3 separate regions of the Homo sapiens genome follow, and all the other regions are linked to region 3. A link is a contact called in ENCODE Hi-C or POLR2A ChIA-PET data. All regions are on one chromosome and are shown on one strand. The core of a region is the stretch at or near the end of the contact, and the rest is flanking DNA. Distances in the headings are between cores, read along the strand shown. Region 1 holds the start of KHDRBS1 (KH RNA binding domain containing, signal transduction associated 1). Region 2 holds the start of PTP4A2 (protein tyrosine phosphatase 4A2). Region 3 holds the start of BSDC1 (BSD domain containing 1).

Region 1 (4,087 bases), core at 1,097-3,596, 380 kb before region 3:
TTTTTTTTTTTTTTTTTTTTTTTGAGACAAGGTCTCACTCTGTCGTCCAGGCTGAGTGCAGTGGGGCAGTCGTTGCTCACTGTAGTCTCAATTTCCCAGGCTCAAGCAGCAATCTTCCCACCTCAGTCTCTCAAGTAGCTGGGGACAACAGGTGCACGCCACCACACTCAGCTAATTTCTTTCTTTCTTTCTTTTTTTTCCCAAGACAGAGTCTCGCACTGTCCCCCAGGCTGGAGTGCAGTGCTGCAATCTCAGCTCACTGCAACCTCCGCCTCCTGGGTTCAAGCGATTCTTCTGCCTCAGCCTCCTGAGTAGCTGGGACTACAGGCACACCACCACACCCAGCTAATTTTTGTATTTTTAGTAGAGACGGGGTTTCACAATGTTGGCCAGGATGGTCTCGATCTCTTGACCTTGTGATCTGCCCGCCTCGGTTTCCCAAAGTGCTGGGATTACAAGCATGAGCCATCGCATCTGGCCTATATTTTATATTATATATATATAATTTATGTAGATACGTGTTTTGTTTTCATTTCTGTGGGTAATTTGGAAATCCTCTCCCTTAACCCCTTAAAGAAGGCCTTTAGGTTCTCTAGTTAAAGGGTTCTAAGCTTCACATCCAAAAATCAAGTTTCCAGGCACTCAGAAGACAATTTCCAAATAAACCTTTTTTTCCTTTTTTTTTTTTTTTGAGACGTAGTCTCGCTCTGTTGCCCAGGCTGGAGTGCAGTGGCGTGATCTCGGCTCACGGCAGCCTCCGCGTCCCTGGTTCAAGCAATTCTCCTGCCTCAGCCTCCCAAGTAGCTGGGATTACAGGTATGCACCACCACACCCGGCTAATTTTTATATTTTTAGTAAAGATGGGGTTTCATCATGTTGGCCAAGTTGGTCTCGAACTCCTGGCCTCAGGTGATTTGCCCACCTCGGCCTCCCAAAGTGTTGGGATCACAGGCATGAGCCACCAAGCCGGGCGGAAACTTTTTTTATTGTAGAGATGAGGTCTCATTATATTGTCCAGGCTGCTCTCGAACTCCTAGCCTCAAGTAATCCTCCCACCTAGGCCTCCCAAAGTGCTGGGATTACAGGCATAAGCCACCGCACCGGTCCCCAAAGACTTTTGAAAAGTGTGGGCTCATTAGGAGAACTAATCCAGAAGGAAAAGAGATGGGAGTGAGTGCTTTAAATGGAAGAAGAAAATAATCTGCGGAGGGAAGGGAAAGTTAGAGAGGGCACCAGGCTTTTGATGGCTTATGGGACAAGTAGGGACCTAAGGCTCCACTTGCATATAGCACACCAGGATGTGGAGAACGTCGTAGGCGACTGTCCACTATGTACCTTGCCTTTGAGAGTAGTGGCAAGGGTCTCTTTGAGCAAGTCTGGAGTGGTAGAAGAAGCCATCCTAATGATGCAACCAACGTGGATTAAGGATCTGGTCTCTACCTCACTTTTTGAAGGAAGAAACACTTAATTGGCAATAATGACGGCGAAACAAAACAAACACAATTCAGAAAAAGCAGTAAAATATGTAAAAAGAGCTAAAATGCTGCTTAAGATTTCCCGTACCAACAATGTCAACCGTTTTAGAACCGACTGGAATATATGTAATACTGGAAATATATATACTGGAAACAACTTCTTGTGTTCCCTGATGTCTGGGACCCTTTTCTTTGCTAGACTTCAGATCTCTGATCTGAACCATCCCTCTTAGTTCAAGTACTCCAATCGCCTTCAGTGTTTCCACCAAGCCGTCCTTCCTCAATTTCTCCCTCCAGGTTTCCCTTCCCCAACTTTCCCCCTGCATCAGACTCTCCCTCAGCCTTCCTTTCTCCCTGTGCAGTCTGTCTCACTCCTGTCTTCCTCCCCAGGCGGTCTCAATTCTCTCTCCCTCCCCTTTCCGTGACCCTCTCGGCAGTCTTTTACTTCCTTACTTCGGTGACCGCCCCCCACCCCACTCCCCACAGCCTCCCTCCACTGCTCAGCCGTTGGAGAGGGCGTGGCCCCGCGAGTAACAGGTCTCCCGCCCCACACTCCGCGGGCCCGCGCGCAGACAAAGACATTCCACAGCTCCCGCCCCCTCCACGCCAGAAAGGGGAGGAGACACGTGTTCCGCTAGCGCCGAGTCACGTGGAAAACGAAACGAACGGAGCCCACTGCCTCCCGCGCATGCGCATCAAGCTCTGGCCTGGCGGGAGCGGAGGGAAAGCCAGAGTCGGGAGGCGACTTCTCGGACGCCGCGGCGGTGCGCAGGCGCCGTGGCCGGACTGGGGACTTTGTTCTCCGCGGAGAAACCCAAGGGCGGTGCCGGTGGCTGGCTGCGCACGCGCGCCGCCTCATTTCCGGTGCTCTCTCTCGCTGGGTCGCTCGGGTCGGCTTCGGTCGCTACCGCTCCCGCTCTGCCACCCCCGCCAACCGCCGCTCGGGCCTCCGTCGCTGCCGCGTCGCTTTCTCGCTCCTTGGATCGCACATCCTCCCAGATGCAGCGCCGGGACGACCCCGCCGCGCGCATGAGCCGGTCTTCGGGCCGTAGCGGCTCCATGGACCCCTCCGGTGCCCACCCCTCGGTGCGTCAGACGCCGTCTCGGCAGCCGCCGCTGCCTCACCGGTCCCGGGGAGGCGGAGGGGGATCCCGCGGGGGCGCCCGGGCCTCGCCCGCCACGCAGCCGCCACCGCTGCTGCCGCCCTCGGCCACGGGTCCCGACGCGACAGTGGGCGGGCCAGCGCCGACCCCGCTGCTGCCCCCCTCGGCCACAGCCTCGGTCAAGATGGAGCCAGAGAACAAGTACCTGCCCGAACTCATGGCCGAGAAGGACTCGCTCGACCCGTCCTTCACTCACGCCATGCAGCTGCTGACGGCAGGTAAGGGGGCCTCCCGTGTCCCTCTGGGTCGCCCGGCCATCCCGGGCATGAGTGGCCCTGGCTTTGTTCCTCTCGCTTCCCGCCCCCTCGGGACCGAGGCAGTCGGGAGTTCCGGTCTCATCCTCATTTTTGGGAGCCTGGATTCCACATTCCCACCTCAGCCCGGAGTGCGTGGGAGAATTTCTAGGCTGCAGTGGAGGCCCGAAGGCGACTTTGCGATCCCCTAGCGCTAATGTCTTGATGGATAGTGCTGAGCTCCCCGCCCCTTTCCCGACTCTTCCCTCCTCCCTCCTCTTGCGGCTGCCGGGCGCGCAGATTCTTCCAGAAATGAACCTTCATTTCCCCCTTTCCCTGAAGGGAAACCCTTTTTGATCGCGGGTGGCGATGAGCGCCTCGACCGAGGTGTAGGAGGTGAAGACAGCCAGAGCGGGGAGGGACCGTGGGAGGAAGGGCCGAGGTGAGGTGGGGTGAGGCTGGAATGCCCTGTCCAGTGCCTTGCTGTCGCTGGGGCCGAGCCGGACTTAGCGGTAACCGCAGCTTAAGTTGCTGGGAGGAAGGAGCGATTTATGTGGATCGGAGCTTGAGGTTTCCGAATCAGATTTCCGACTAAGGCTGATAAAATAAGAATTGCTACTGAGCCATTTTACACCGTGTGTTCACTGTCGTTGAAGGAGTGAAGTAACCCTAGAGACAGTGAAATGGGACGATAGGGACTCCCGCGTAGTTCACATGACGTTTCCCAACGAGATGGACAGAAATTGAGAGAAGTTGCATGATGCTTGTACTGAAAGGCTTGGCCTTTTTGTTGCTGTTTTTTACATTTTTGATTCAGTAGTGAAATAGATTAGAAATGAGAGTCTTTGTTCTGTAGGTTAGCGCTCTTTTCCTCATCAGCACTGGCCAATCACCTAGTCGCTCTGATTTTTCCCTAAAGCTGTCTGACTTTCGCTTCTAGTTAAAATATTATTTTAATATTTTTTATGATACCTAAATTTTACTAAGCAAGTAAAAATTCACATCCTTCAACACTGAATGAGTAGTTGGACTCTTTGGCAAGGTTAATATAATGGACAGTTCATTATGAAAATATTATCTCCCTCCCTTTGTTCTCTGTCTCCCAACACTGTAAGGTAAGGGATCTTTACCAGTGTGGTGTTCATCTTTTATGCTTTCTTAAGATAACTGTCAAAAACTGTTGATCCTTAAAAGTTACTTTTAATTTTCAGTCTCC
Region 2 (4,341 bases), core at 1,821-4,320, 460 kb before region 3:
GAGTTTCAAGGCATAATCTCCTCCCACATAAAAGCCTAGCTTAGGCCCCAAAGAGCCTCCAGTCAGCATCTCCTAAATGATCCCCTTGCCTCCAGCCTTCTCCATTAGTTTCAACAGCTCTCCTAAGTACTAGCTGCTAGGCCATCACGTTGATGAGAAACCTCAATATAAGAGGAGCTACTGAGAGAGTAGTATGACGTATTGGAAAAATCAAGGGCTTTAGAGTCAAAGACCTGGATTTTTAATCCAGCACTAATTATTATCTGTATGACCTGGGACAAGTTACTTAACCTTTTGAGTTTCTGTATCTCTTCTTCTCACCACTGTAAATCCATGGGAGCTCATCGCTGTATCCCTAGTGCCTGGCAAATAGAAGTGATTCAAAATAAGCTAAATGGATGCAAATGAAGATACCACCTTTCTTGTAGTTGTGAGAATTAAATGAATATAAAAAGCACCTGTAGCACAGGAGGAAATTAATACTAATCAATTCCTTCCCTCACTGAATAGTAACAATACTATTTACTATTTCTTTCTTCTTATTTTTTTTGAGAGAGGGTCTCACTGGCTCACTGCAGCCTTGACTTCCTGGACTCACAAGATCCTCTCACCTCAGCCTCCGGGATAGCTGGAACTACAGGCACGCACTACCACGCCTAACTTTTGTATTTTCTGTAGAAATGGAGTCACCATGTTACCCAGGCTGGTCTCGAACTCCTGGGCTCAAGCGATCCTCCTGCCTCAGCCTCCCAAAGTGCTAGGATTACAGGTATGAGCCAGCTTGCCCAGCCGAAAAATATAATTTCTAACTTTTAATTACACATCAGTGATTTTGCCTGTAATTCTATTATGTTCACTATCAAAAGGACCACCCTCACGCCTGTTAATCCCAGCACTTTGGGAGGCCAAGGCAGGTGGATCACTGGAGGTCAGGAGTTCGAGACCAGCCTGGCCAACAAGGTGAAACCCCATCTCTACTAAAAATATGAAAATTAGCCGGGTGTGGTGGCACACACTTGTATTCTCAGCTACTTGGGAGGCTGAGGCGGGAAGATCATTTGAACCCGGGAAGCCTGGGCAACAAACAGAGCGAGACTCCATCTCAAAAACAAACAAAAAAAAAACAAAAGGACCATACTACTCTTTGCTTATACTGAAAGACTACCAACTTCTATCGCTTCTCGGCCTTTTGGCTAAGATCAAGTGAAAGACTACCAACTTCTAGGAGACATTATTTTTAAGATAACATCATTTTTAAGATTATATCAATGTGTAAAATCCCTATCAAGGTACTACTCTTCAAGAATCCCTACTTTTACAACACAAGAATGGGAAAAGTCCATGATAATAATTAGTCCATTCATTATGAAACTTAAAAATGCCAAGATCAGAATACCAGCAAACAACTTCTCACCATCTTCACCAATACAATGGTGTGCTGGCAAGTGATTCTGAAGCCCTGATAATGTGTCATTCTGTATCCTTAATCTCCTTTTGCACACTCAGCAAGGCATAACTTCACTCACTTCCCTCTGAAACTACTCTCTCTTACAGAGCATGACAGCAAGTACCATATTCCAACTCAGCAGTGTAATGTAGTTTGGCGACTCCGGACAGACAAACATTTGCTGAATGCCTACAGTGACACTAGAATTGCTAGTCACTGCTAATTTCTTGACAAATTCCAGGAAATAATAAACCAGACTACAGTTCAATTTACCTAACAATAAAATACTCTTCACCTGAAAAACTAGCAGTACTTTACAAAAGTTTATGCTCCTGAACACTCTACAGGCCAGAGTGTAGGATTTTGGGCAACAGACAAACTTCTTTTCGTTAGCTCTCAGGGGCCCCAGACTAGGATAGGATGGCATCATTGACAAATTTGAAAATTTACTTTGAAGTCATGAAACGTGGGAGAAAAAAATGTATAGAACAACAACAAAAAAACACATCACATCCTTTCTGGGGGAAAAAAATTAAAATCCCAGAGCCAGAAGATCATAGTGCCGCTGGAGGAGACTTATACCCCCTTTCCTCATACTTGAACCTGAAGACCCACGGACAAGATGCTCCCGGAAAGAACTCCCCAACCCAACACACCAGGGTTCACTATCGCCACACACAAAGACCAAGGGGAAGGGCCTCTAGGATGCCTGCTCACACACTGGACACACGCCGGCACACCCTACCACACTCCTGCCTCTGCCACGCACCTTCTCACCGACACACACCATGTTCTCCCCCCACACTCACCCGCTCTTTACCACACTCTCAACTCTCTCCTCCCCCATTTACTCACTCATTCTACCACCACCCCTCATGCCCACACGCTCCCCACACACCCATACCCTCCCCTGCCCTCACCCACATTCCCCCAACATCGACACTGCCTCCCGACGCGCTCCCACTCCCCCCACCTCCTCGCACGGACACTCAGCCCTGTCCCCCACTCACACGCCCTCCCTTCACCAACTCACTCTCCCCCACGCTCGCACAGCTCTCTCCCTTCCACACACACGAGCCCGCCCCTCGCTCACCCACCCTCGCTCCCCCGCCCCGGCCCGGCCCGGCCCTCCTTCCGGGGACGTGTCTCCGGCCTGCACTAATGGCTGCGGCGCCTCCCGCCCTCCCCTTCCCCGAGGCCCCCGGCGCCGGCGCGGGGGCCGCCCGGGAGGGGCGCACTCACGCTGGCGAGCTGGGGACTGGGCATTGAAGTCCGGCGGTGGCGGGAGCGAGGAGGCGCCTCTCTCCTCAGTCACCTCGGCGGCGGCGGCGGCGGCGGTAGCGGTGGCGGCGGCGGCGACGACTCCCCCCCAGCCTCGGCGCGCGACACCCGGCCCGGCCCGGCGGCGGCGGCGGCGGCGCGTCTCCACGAGTCCGTCTTGCTGCTGCTGCTGCGGCCGCCGCTGCGTCTCCTGCTGCCGCCGCTGCCTCCGCTGCCGCCGCTGCCCTGTGGCGTCACCTCGCGCCGTGCCCGGCCGCCGCTGCCGCTCCAGCCGCTCCCGGACAGACGACGGTTACAGCCCGGCCGATCGCGCCGCCACCACCACCGCTGCGCGCGCAGCCGGAACCAGCTCCCGCCGCCGCCCCTCAGGGGGCGCTGCGGGGCGCGGCGCGCAGGGCCACCGGCCCGCCCTCCGCGTTCGCTGACTGGCTGGCTGGCCGGCTCGCGGGCAGTTGGGCCCGCCCACCTGCCCCGCGGGGCGCTGACCCACTGCCCTGGGCGCCTCCCCCGCTCCTCCTCCTCGTGGTTCGTTCCGCTCCGCACTCCCGGCTACGGAAGGCGAGTCCATGTGATCGGGGAGGGAAGGCAGAACGTGGCCTGGGGAGTCGCTCGCCCACGCTGCGCCCCGCCCATCCGCACCTGGGCTGGGTCGAGGGCCTGCAGCCGAGGTGTGACCTGCAAGGTCGAAGGGTTCTTTCTCGCTACTTGGCCCTAAGGCCTCGGGTCAGATCCTGATGGGACGGGGTGGCCGCCACGTCCTGGGCTTGGGGATTTCCAACTCAGAAGTGGGAACCTGGCCAGCTCAGTTCTCGGCTGCCCTTCCTGAGGCCCCAAATGAATGGCGTGTGCATCTTCGTCGAAGATATTAATACGCCACCCCCAGCTCTGCCCACAAGACACACACCCACCCTAAGAACTGTCCCTGACAAGCCAAAATTCAGACTTTCAGGATGTAGGATCTTGGGCAAGTGATTCCAAGTATTATCAACTATTAAATGGAAATAATAATCAGCTACCTCATGGGCTCTTTCACGTATCGATAACAACGTATGAAAACGCTTGAGAAGGGCCAGGCGCGGTGGCTCATACCTGTAATCCCAGTACTTTGGGAGGCCGAGGAGGGCAGATCACAAGGTCAGGAGTTCGAGACCAGCCTGGCCAACATAGTGAAACCCTGTGTCTGCTAAAAATACAAAAATTAGCTGGGCATGGTGGCGCCCGCCCGGAAGGAGGGCCGTAATCCCAGCTACTCGGGAGGTTGAGGCAGGAGACTCACTTGAACCCGGGAGGCGGAGTTTGCAGTGAGCCGAGATCGTGCCACTGCACTCCAACCTGGGCGACAGAGTGAGACTCCGTCTCAAAAAAAAAAAAGAAAGAAAAAGAAAACGCTTGAGTTGAGAAAGTGAGAAAGAAGAGACCCTGAATTTCAAGCTTTCCGACTTAATGTCACCTTTAACGACGCAGATTATCGTAGAGATTCTCAGGTGGAAAGGTTTTTGCCTCTTGCATTTGGAAGCTAGCCAGAAATTCTTTGCCAGATCATGCGTCCTGAGTTTTGGTTTGGAAAATGTGGTCACTAGCGAGCTAGGAGGCTGGTTTGGGCCACGACCAGA
Region 3 (4,112 bases), core at 403-2,902:
TGTGGTGGCTCACGCCTATAATCCCAGCACTTTGGGAAGCTGAGGCAGGTGGCTCACCTGAGGTGAGGAGTTCGAGACCAGTCTGGCCAACATGGTGAAACCCTGTCTCTACTAAAAATACAAAAATTAGCCAGGAGTAGTGGCACATGCCTGTAATCCCAGCTACTCGGGAGGCTGAGGCACAAGAATCACTTCAATCTGGGAGGCAGAGGTTGCAGCGAGCTGAGACCGCACCTGTGCACTCCAGCCTAGGTGACAGAGTGAGACTCTGTCTCAAAACAAAACAAAAATACTCCCAGAGTAGAGGACTTATTTAGGTGAGGTCAGAAGCTTCCTGGAGTTGGCCCTGAAGCAGGACTCATCCCAATTGCTTGAGGTAAATAGTAATCAACTTTTCCCACAATTCAGTTGGGCTGATTTTGACAAATAAGCATGAAATGAAACAGGAATACACATTGGCAAATTACCCACTGGCACAGCCAAATATCACTCATCCCACAGAGATTGTTCAGCAAGAAGGCCTTCCACTCTCTGGTGATTAATCTCTCTCTCTCTACTGCCCGTTGCATAGCCCCTACTTAGAACTCATCAGGCACCAGTGTGTATGGCTCATGCTCATCTCTGGCTTGGGTTCTTGCTTTTCATCCTGTCTAGGCAGGGTTGCCCTTGATGAGGTTCCTTCTCCACAGGGGCCTTCCCTGGTGAGTTACTGACTAACCAGAACAGACAAGGTGCCCCTGTACTTTCCTTTCACAGAACTTACCACAACGGTAACTAAACAACTATTTGTTTGGCTACTCGGTTAATGGCTGTCTCTCCACTAGACTGTGAGCTTTGTAAGGCCCAGGATTACATCTGTTTGGCTGAAGTCTGTATCCTCAAGACCTATCAGAGTGCTGGTTGTCGCATATACTCTAATATTTGAATGACTATACGAGTAAGTTTTTTTACTGCTAGAATCTTTTCCTTCAAGACCTGTATCAAATGCTCTCTCTTTCACGAAGAAACTGAATTTCCTGAGCTGGAATAAATTGCTCCTTCCTATGGATTCCTACAAAACGTTCGTTAACTCCAGCCTTTAAAACCATCTTTATTTCACTGTGGCTAGTATCACACTGGTTTGCGTCGAGGTCTGTCTTCCCGTGGACCGGTAGAGGCTAAAAGAAAGGCCCAGGTCAGCCTCATCCTTGAGACTTAGCGCCCGCAAAAGTTGGGCGGGGCTGGTTGGACCAGGTTGCATTGAGGCGGCGCAGGGCCCTGCTGAGGGAAGAAGGGCACGGGCCCGGCTTACCTTCTCTTTGACTGCTTGGTAGCTCTGCTGCAGCCAGCTCCGCCACCATCCCACGTCCTCCCTGTGGAAGACAGACACATCTGGCAGCACCGCGGTGCGATTCCTGCCCGCCCAAGGATCCGGTTTGTTCCCCGCTCAGATGTACCCTGCGGGCCGAGGCTTCGCAGACCGCTTGCCCACCCCCTCACAATGCGACTCCACTCTGCCCTTTCAGATCAGTCCACGCCCCCGCTGATCTCACGTTCCCCACCGGGACTCTCGCCCAGCACCCCAACCCTGGGAGAATTCAGGCCCCAACGCCTAGGAGCAAAACGACAAGCTCACCCTTCCGCCATCTTGCCTGCATGACATCACCACTATTTACTGACCTTTGACTTCCGACACGGCACCGCCCCCTCAAGGACCGCCCCCGAGGCGCTCGGCCCAATCCTCGCGCCGGCACCGCCCTCAGCCCAATCCCCTCCCTGCGCCATCATTAGGTCCCGCCTCCCTGAACTCTATCCAGTCTCTGTCCCGAGTTCGCCCTCAAACTCCGCCCCTGAACTCTCAGTTCAATCGTCATTCAGTCCTGTCCTCAGGCTCCACCAAGCTTGACTCTTTGTCACTGTCCGCAAACGTCGGGTACGGTGGCCTCTATGGACGATGATCAGCCGACAAGCTGGACTGCGGAGAGCTGGGAGCAGAGGGGAGGAGGAGAGATAGCTCGAACGTCAGGATCCCAGAGCGCAGGGTTAGGACCGCCCCCCTTTGTGAAACCAGCTGCGTAGAGGCTGCTTTGTGTCTCTTTGGGCTAATTCAATAAGCCCATATTGCGGGGCTGTGGCCCAGAGTTTGGAGGAATGTGAATAATTCAGAGGCGACTTAGATGCAGCCTTTGGAGGGCTTACGGGTTAATGGGAGACACACACATTCAGTAATCTCAACTTTCGGTGGCCCAGCTCAGAACAACGCCAGGTGGAGGTGGTCTGGAGAAATCCGGAGACCGCCTGGATTGAGTTCTACTGCGATTGGAAGGGAGATTCCACAGCCCACATACTTTGGACTTTAATTAAGGTCAGCCCCTCCACGTGTGCGGTAGATCCCATCGCCTCTTGTTTGCTTAAGGACATAGATCTAGTAATCCCCCCTTCATCTCTTTTCCCTCTGATGACTGCATTTATCCTTGTCATCATCCGTACTGCTGTTTCTCCCATCTCAAAGGCAAACAAAAACCAGCCCTCTCTATATCCCTCACCGTTTCCCTACTCCCCTTTACAGCAAAAGCGTTGCCTACTCACAGTCTGCAACTCCCCTCTCCTCCCATTCTCTCTTGAACTCACTGCAGTTAGGTTTTTGCCTCTCAGACAATCCTTTGAAATAACTTTCTTTTATTTATTTAATTTTATTTAATTTTATTTATTTTATATTTATTTGTAGCTCTGCTGCAGCCAGCTCCGCCACCATCCCACGTCCTCCCTGTGGAAGACGGACACATCTATTTTATTTATTTATTTATTTTTGGTCCTCCCTGTGGAAGACGGAAACATCTATTTTATTTATTTATTTATTTTGAGTCAGAGTCTTGCTCTGTTGCCCGGGCTGGAGTGTAGTGGTGCAATCTCAGCTCGCTGCAACCTCTGCCTCCCGGGTTCAAGCGATTCTCCTGCCTCAGCCTCCCGAGTATCTGGGATTACAGTTGTGCACCACCATGCCCGACTAATTTTTGTATGTTTAGTAGAGATGGGGTTTCACTATGTTGGCCAGGCTTGTCTCGAACTCCTGACTTCAGGTGATCTGCCCTCCTCAGCCTCCCAAAGTGCTGGGATTACAGGCATGAACCACTGCACCCAGCCTGACATAACTTTCTTAAGGTCGCCAAGAGGAATGGCCACTTTTCAGTTCTTGTTTTACATCCGCATCTTATTTGACACAGTTGACCACTTTCTTCATTTGGCTTCCAGGACATCATGCCCTCTTGACTTTCTTCCCCGTTCATTGGCATCTCAGTATTCTTTGCTGTTTTCTCACCGCCTTCTTGTTGCTGGAATGGGATATTCCCTGGGAGAAGGCTCAGCCCTTGGTGTCCTCCTCCTTTTTGATGTTTATAGTCATTCCCCAGATATTCTCATAAAGTCTCATGATTTTATTTATTATTATTTTTTAAGATGGAGTCTCACTCTATTGCCCAGGCTGGAGTGCAGTGGCATGATCTTGGCTCACTGCAACCTCTGCCTCCTGGGTTCAAATGACTCTCCTGCCTCAGCGTCCAGAATAGCTGGGATTACAGGCACCCACCACCACACCCAGCTAATTTTGTATTTTTAGTAGAGATGGGGTTTCACCATGTTGGCCGGGCTGGTCTTGAACTCCTGGCCTCAGGTGATCCACCCACCTCGGCCTCTGAAAGTGCTGGGAGTACAGGCGTGAGCCACTGCTCCTGGCCCATTTTATTTTATTTTTAAGACAGGATCTTACTCTGTCGCCATATTAGTCCATTTTCACACTGCTAATAAAGACATACCTGAGACTGGGCAATTTACAAAAGAAAGAGTTTTACTGGACTCACAGTTCCACATGGCCAGGGAGACCTCACAATGATGGAGGAAGGTGAAAGGCACATCTCACATGGTGGCAGACAAGAGAAGAGAGCTTGTGCAGGGAAACTCCCGATTTTAAAACCATCAGATCTCATGAGAACCATTCACTATTATGAGAAAAGCACGGGAAAAACCCGCCCCCACCATGATTCAGTCATCTCTCACCAGGTCCCTTCTACAACACGTGGGAATTATGGAGCTACAAGATGAGATTTGGGTGGGAACACAGAGCCAAACCATATCAG

The links. Hi-C counts contacts between places; a loop is a spot of excess contacts on that map. ChIA-PET counts read pairs that join two places held with the same protein, here RNA polymerase II (POLR2A). Pooled maps may share reads with other maps.
Region 1: a map of B cell shows a loop between it and region 3 (16-fold over the local background). The contact joins the promoter of KHDRBS1 here to the promoter of BSDC1 in region 3. A Hi-C loop is called at or near these places in 5 of 168 maps with a recorded cell type or tissue (B cell, CD4-positive, alpha-beta T cell, CD8-positive, alpha-beta T cell and 1 more), 2 of 37 single-sample maps with no recorded cell type and 12 of 50 pooled maps. POLR2A ChIA-PET finds 5 or more read pairs at or near these places in 7 of 52 experiments (CD4-positive, alpha-beta T cell, CD8-positive, alpha-beta memory T cell, H1 and 4 more).
Region 2: a map of naive thymus-derived CD4-positive, alpha-beta T cell shows a loop between it and region 3 (6-fold over the local background). The contact joins the promoter of PTP4A2 here to the promoter of BSDC1 in region 3. A Hi-C loop is called at or near these places in 1 of 168 maps with a recorded cell type or tissue (naive thymus-derived CD4-positive, alpha-beta T cell), 2 of 37 single-sample maps with no recorded cell type and 9 of 50 pooled maps. POLR2A ChIA-PET finds 5 or more read pairs at or near these places in 4 of 52 experiments (BJ, CD4-positive, alpha-beta T cell, CD4-positive, alpha-beta memory T cell and 1 more).

The regions. Positions count from the first base shown.
Region 1 is chr1:32,011,522-32,015,608 of GRCh38, forward strand. It overlaps KHDRBS1 (KH RNA binding domain containing, signal transduction associated 1), which reads left to right and starts at 2,347. Exons shown (of 9, transcript NM_006559.3): 1 at 2,347-2,856. The coding sequence starts at 2,475. RefSeq lists silencers at 2,556-2,765, 3,246-3,355 and an enhancer at 2,582-3,152.
Region 2 is chr1:31,935,298-31,939,638 of GRCh38, forward strand. PTP4A2 (protein tyrosine phosphatase 4A2) reads right to left here and starts at 3,071. Exons shown (of 6, transcript NM_080391.4): 1 at 2,690-3,071. RefSeq lists enhancers at 2,228-2,277, 3,388-3,657 and silencers at 2,458-2,797, 2,574-2,745, 2,948-3,327.
Region 3 is chr1:32,392,789-32,396,900 of GRCh38, forward strand. BSDC1 (BSD domain containing 1) reads right to left here and starts at 1,653. Exons shown (of 11, transcript NM_018045.8): 1 at 1,616-1,653; 2 at 1,292-1,352. The coding sequence starts at 1,626. RefSeq lists enhancers at 694-1,391, 1,379-1,668, 1,392-2,087, 1,959-2,038, 2,786-3,481.